Regions from separate parts of the Homo sapiens genome. Here region 1 is linked to region 2. Evidence: read pairs that join two places in POLR2A ChIA-PET (ENCODE). Cell type or tissue: endothelial cell of umbilical vein. All regions are shown on one strand. Each heading gives the region's core, and the rest is flanking DNA. Links, peaks and the distances in the headings are about the cores only. Region 1 overlaps SEPTIN6 (septin 6). Region 2 has its middle 26 kb from the start of UPF3B.

The links. Peaks named below come from ENCODE experiments on the same cell type or tissue, not always from the same donor. Only the 100,000 strongest peaks of a DNase experiment are listed, where the experiment ranks them.
Region 1: POLR2A ChIA-PET joins it to region 2 with 5 read pairs; 3 of 35 experiments call an interaction of 5 or more read pairs at or near these places.

What each region holds. Positions count from the first base shown.
Region 1 is chrX:119,621,606-119,624,520 of GRCh38, forward strand. All of the region lies in intron 10 of SEPTIN6 (septin 6), which reads right to left. Among named protein-coding and RNA genes, the nearest start is that of NKRF, 17 kb to the left of the region's middle. In endothelial cell of umbilical vein, for the core only: no CTCF peak of the experiment used is centred there; a DNase peak (open chromatin) is centred at 1,396; H3K27ac peaks cover 1,102 bases.
Region 2 is chrX:119,825,528-119,828,442 of GRCh38, forward strand. It overlaps a transcript of UPF3B not described here. Among named protein-coding and RNA genes, the nearest start is that of UPF3B, 26 kb to the right of the region's middle. RefSeq lists an enhancer at 1,187-1,286. In endothelial cell of umbilical vein, for the core only: no CTCF peak of the experiment used is centred there; a DNase peak (open chromatin) is centred at 1,294.

The DNA of each region.
Region 1 (2,915 bases), core at 86-2,585, 200 kb before region 2:
CTCAGCCTCCCAAGTAGCTGGGATTATAGGCACCCGCCACCATGCCCAGCTAATTTTTGTATTTTTAGTAGAGACAGGGTTTCACCATGTTGGCCAGGCTGGTATTGAACTCCTGACCTCGGGTGATCCTCCTGCCTCGGCCTTCCAAAGTGCTGGGATTACAGGCGTGAGCCATCATGCCCAGCCAACTCTCTTAAAAAAAAAAAAAAAAAATAGAGAGATAGGGTTTCACCATGCTGCCCAGGCTGGTCTCCAACTCCTGGGCTCAAGTGATCCTCCCACCTCAGCCTCCCAAAGTGCTAGGATTACATAAGTGAGCCACCTCGCCCAGCTTCCATTTACTCATCTTGCAAACTGGGGATTATTCCTTCTCTACCTCACAGACCTGTTGTAAGTATAAAATGAGATACTATACAAAAGACAAAAACAAAAACAAAACAACAACAACAAAAAAAAACACTTTGGAAAGTAATAAAAGCTATACAAATGCTCATATCTTATTTTTATTCTTTGTCTACTTCCTAGGGGAAGAGTAATCTAAAAAACACTGCAATGGCCTATGTTCTAGGTTTCATGGGAAGGCTGACGTATTTTGATGTGTGTATACTATCCATATACTGTGCACTCCTAAGGACCAATAATGATTGAGGTAGAGTATCTGCAACGATGTAGGGGGTCACAAAGGAATCGCTTTTACAAATGCAGAGAGCTATAAGTAGTGCCTCAAGCAATTTCAAAATGTGGAGGCACAGTAAGCCTCACTCTGCCTGCATTCTAGGTGGCCTTCGTGATCCACCCCTTGAATGAGGGCTTTGAGGAGGGGGCGGGTTGCCTTTGCTGCTTTCAGATCCTGGGGAGCCAAAGCCTCCCCTGACTCGTTGGTCTGAAATTGCTTTCGTGGTCTGCCAGGGAGAATCCTGCCAGGAAGAGCCAACCTACTTGGGGTTGGGGTTGGCTGTTCCAGCTGTTTACCAATTGCCTCTCACTTGTAAAGTGTAGCTTTAATTATAGTTTTGCCAGAATTCATTTTAGGAATGGCCACTAACAATGATTTACTTGGGGAAACCTGTAAGCAACTGTGTCAAGCCACGTGCAGTGAAACCTGAATTAACTGAAATCTCATTAACTAGAATACATATTTCCTGCTCACCTCATTAAAAATGGGAGAACAAAGAACATAACACATGAACTGAGTTCCTATTACATGTCAGACACTTCACTACGCACTGGAACTACATACAGTGCAAAGAATGGACAGGCATTCTAGGAACTGACTGTCTTCCTAAATGGAAATCTGCTGTTTAATTCCAGTCAACTAGCAGGGGCTCCAAGACTTGCTGTTAAGCCAGACAGTAAATCAAGTCACTGTTCTTTTAAGATTGTTTCCTTTGGCCCGGTTTCATGGGCCTTATGTTGCAGAAACCTCTATGGACTTCCTCTTCAGGATTTGCTTCCAAGCAGGATGTTTTGCCAGCTGCCCCGAGTCCCCAGTGCAATAGCTGCGGCAATCAGTTTGGTGACTAACAGCAGGCTCTCCATTTAAATCATAAACTACATGGGTGAGTGGGGAAAAGTCTTCTCTATATTTTATATTCCCTGATCCAAACAAACCAAATGTAAAAGGGCATTTATGAGACAACCGGGATGTTTCAAACACTGACTAGACATTTCATGTTAATGAATTATTGTTCATTTTGTAGGTGTGATAATGGTGGGGTTGTGGTTATGTTTTTTTAAAGAATCATTATCTCTTGGAAATATATACTAAAGTATTTACAGATAAAATGATATAGTTTTGCTTTATAATAATTCAGCAGGTCTGTAGTAATTGATGAAACAAGATTAGGCATATGTTTATGGTTGCCTGGGGGCTGAACTGTATTATCCTCTTATTTTGCTCATGTTTGAAAGTTTCCACGGTAAAGTTTAAAAAAAATAATAATAACCCTTCATCGGGCGCGGTGGCTCACGCCTGTAATCTCAGCACTTTGGGAGGCCAAGGTAGGCAGATCACCTGAGGTCAGGAGTTTGAGACCAGCCTGGGCCAACGTGGTGAAACCCGGTCTCTGCTAAAAATACAAAAATTAGCCAGGAATGGTGGCACATGCCTATAATCCCAGCTACTTGGGAGGCTGAGGCATGAGAATTGCTTGAACCCAGGAGGCGGAGGTTGCAGGGAGCTGAGGTTGTGCCACTGCACTCCAGCCTCGGTGACAGAGTGAGACTCCGTCTCAAAAAAAGAAACAAACAAACAAAAAAAACCCTAATTATGTTAAATTAAAAATGTTTGTATTTCCTTTCCATCCACTACCTGAGTCTAGTAGAGGAGATAGAAGGTCCTTAATCCCTGCTTTCAGTCTCCCTATAAACTATGTGAAACTTTATAAACTTCTATTAACACAACATCTAGCACTCAGGAATCCTTACCTGCTGATCTCCTTATAAGAGGTTTTCATGAAGCCAGTACTTGTAGGATTAAATGTAAGGAATTCTCTATAATTTCTAAGATCTCTTCATTTTCCTCCGCTTTTATTATGGGTTTTTTTTTTTTGTTTTTTTTTTTGTTTGTTTGTTTGTTTGTTTTTTTGAGACGGAGTTTCGCTCTTATTGCCCAGGCTGGAGTGCAAAGGTGCGATCTCGGCTCACTGCAACCTCCGCCTCCCAGGTTCAAGCAATTCTCCTGCCTCAGCCTCCCGAGTAGCTGGGATTACAGGCATGCACCACCACGCCCGGCTAATTTTGTATTTTTAGTAGAGACAGGATTTCTCCATGTTGGTCAGGCTGGTCTCGAACTCCCGACCTCAGGTGATCCGCCCGCCTCGGCCTCCCAAAGTGCTAAGATTACAGGCGTGAGCCACTGCTCTCAGCCTTATTATGGTTTTGAGGGGTACAGTCAAAGGAAATTTGAGGACTTG
Region 2 (2,915 bases), core at 305-2,804:
GGTACTAATTCATTATAAAATATCTCAACAGGATCTAGTTTGAGGCATTAAAAAAGGAGAAGTCATCAGTTTGAAAAGAGCCCCTATCAGAACAAAATGAATTCTGCTAAAATTGAAGCAAGAACAAACATCAAATTTAGGGTGAAGCTTGGGTGGAAGAATGGTAAAATCACTGATGCTTTACCAAAAGTTTATGGGGACAATGCACCTAAAAAAATCAGCAGTTTACAAATGGATAACTTGTAACAAGGGAAAAGATGACGTTAAAGATGAAGGCTGCAGCAGCAGGACATCCACATCAATTTGCAAGGAAAGAAATTAATCCTCTTTGTGCCCTAACTGAAGAGTCAGCCAGGTGTGGTGGCTCATGCCTGTAATACCAGCACTCTGGGAGGTCAAGGCAAGTGGATCACTTGAGGTCCAGAGTTTGAGACCAGCTTGGCCAACCTGGTGAAATCCATTCTCTACTAAAAAAATACAAAAATTAGCCATTCATGGTGGCGCACGCCTATAGTCCCAGCTACTCGGGAGGCTGAGGCAGGAGAATCGCTTGTGCCCGGGAGGCGGAGCTTGCAGTGAGCCGAGATCGTGCCACTGCACTCCAGCCTGGGTAACAGAGTGAGACTCTGTCTCAAAAAAAGAAAAGGACCAACGATTAACAGCAGAAACACGGCCAGATGCGGTGGCTCATGCCTGTATTCCCAGCACTTTGGGAGGTCTAGGTGGGTGGAAAAACTGAGGTCAGGAGTTTGAGACCGGCCTCGCCAACATGGTGAAACCCTGTCTCTACTGAAAATACAAAAACTAGCCGGGCCTGGTGGTGCGTGCCTATAATCCCAGGTACTAGGGGAGGCTGAGGCAGGAGAATAGCTTGAACCCAGGAGGCAGAGGTTGCAGTGAGTCGAGATTGCCCCACTGCACTCCAGCCTGGGCGACAGGGCGAGTCCACGTCTCAAAAAGAAAAAAAATAAACAGCAGAAACAACAGCCAACACCGACATCTCTATTGGTTCAGCTTACACAATTCTGACTGAAAAATTAAAAGTTGAGCAAACTTTCCACTTGATGGCTGCCAAAACCAGATCAGCTGCAGACAAGAACAGAGATTTCAATGGAAATTGTAAACAAGTGGGATCTATTAGGTTGCTGCAAAATTAATTATTGTTTTTGCCATTGAAAGGAATGTCAAAAACAGCAATGACTTTTGCTCCAACCAATAGATCATGAAGCATCTACTGGGAAAGTGTAACAGGAAGTGATACGTGGCTTTCCCAGTATGACTCTGAAGACAAAGCACTATCAAAACAATGACTCCAAAGAGGTGAAAGTGATCCAGTCAAAGCGAAATGGACTGGCCAAGAGCAAAGGTCATGGCAATAGCTTTTTGAGCTGCTTGAGGAATTTTACTTGTTGACTTTCTGGAGGACCAGAAAATAATAACATCTGCTTATTATGAGAGTGTCTTGAGAAAGTTAGCTAACTCTTTAGCAGAAAAATGCGCAGGAAAGTTTCACCAGAGAGTCCTTTTCTACCACGGCAATGCTCCTGCTTATGCCTCTCATCAAACAAGAGCAATTTTGAGAGTTTCCATGGAAAACCATTAGGCATCTACCTCACAGTCAGGATTTAGTACCCTCTGACTTCTTTTTGTTTCCTAATCTTAAAAAATCTGTAAAGGGCAACCATTTCTCTTCAGTAAATAATGTAAAAAAGATCTCATTGATGTGGTTAAATTACCACGATCTCCAATTCCTTGGGGATGGATGAAATGGCTAGTATCTAGGTGCTGCGAGCAAGAGACAAAAATAAATAAATATATAAATAAATGGCTAGTATCACTGCTTACAAAGTGTCTTGACCTTGGTGGAGCTTATGAGAAATATATATATATACACACAAACACGCACCCATATATATATATTTTCGAGACGGACTCTCTGTTGCCTAGGCTGGAGTGCAGTGGCTGGGTTCAAGCGATTCTCCTGCCTCAGCCTCCTGAGTAGCTGGGACTACAGGTGCACCACCACGCCCAGCTAATTTTTGTATTTTTAATAGAGACAGGGTTTCACCATGTTGGCCAGGATAGTCTCGGTCTTTTGACCTCGTGATCTGCATGCCTCGGCCTCCCAAAGTGCTGGGATTGTAGGCGCGAGCTACCGCGCCCAGCCTTTTATTTCTACTTTCCACACACTCTTGGGTTTTTTTTCCTCTTCTTTATTTTTTTGAGATGGAGTCTCACAGTGTCACCCAGGCTGGAGTGCAGCAGTGCGATCTGAGCTCACTGCAACCTTTGCCTCCGGGTTCAAGCAATTCTCCCACCTCAGCCTCCCGAGTAGCTGGGATTACAGGCACCCACCATCATGCTCGGCTAATTTTATTTTTTTATATTTGTAGAGATGAGGTTTCACCATGTTGGCCAAGTTGGTCTGGAACTCCTGACCTCAGATGATCCGCCTGCCTCGGCCTCCCAAAGTTCTGGTGTTACAGGTGTGACGCCGTGCCCGACCTTTTTTTTTTTTCTTTTTTCAGGTTTTCTTCTTTTTTCGAGCCGGAGTCTCGCTCTGTTGCCCAGACTAGAGTGCAGTGGCTCAATATTGGTTCACTGCAACTTCTGCCTCACAGGTTCAAGCGGTTCTCCTGACTCAGCCTTCCATGTAATTGGAGCTGGAAGGAAAGGCACATGCCACCATGCCTCGCTAAATTTTTTTTGTATTGTTTAGTAGAGACCAGGTTTCACCACGTTGGCCAGGCTGGTCTTGAACTCCTGACCTCAGGTGATCCACCTGCCTTGGCCTCCCAAAGTGCTGGGATTACAGGCGTGAGCCATCACGCCTGGCCCCTGTTCTTTTGAAAATCCATATGAGGCTGGGCACAGTGGCTCATGCCTGTAATCTCAGCACTTTGGGAGGCTAAGGT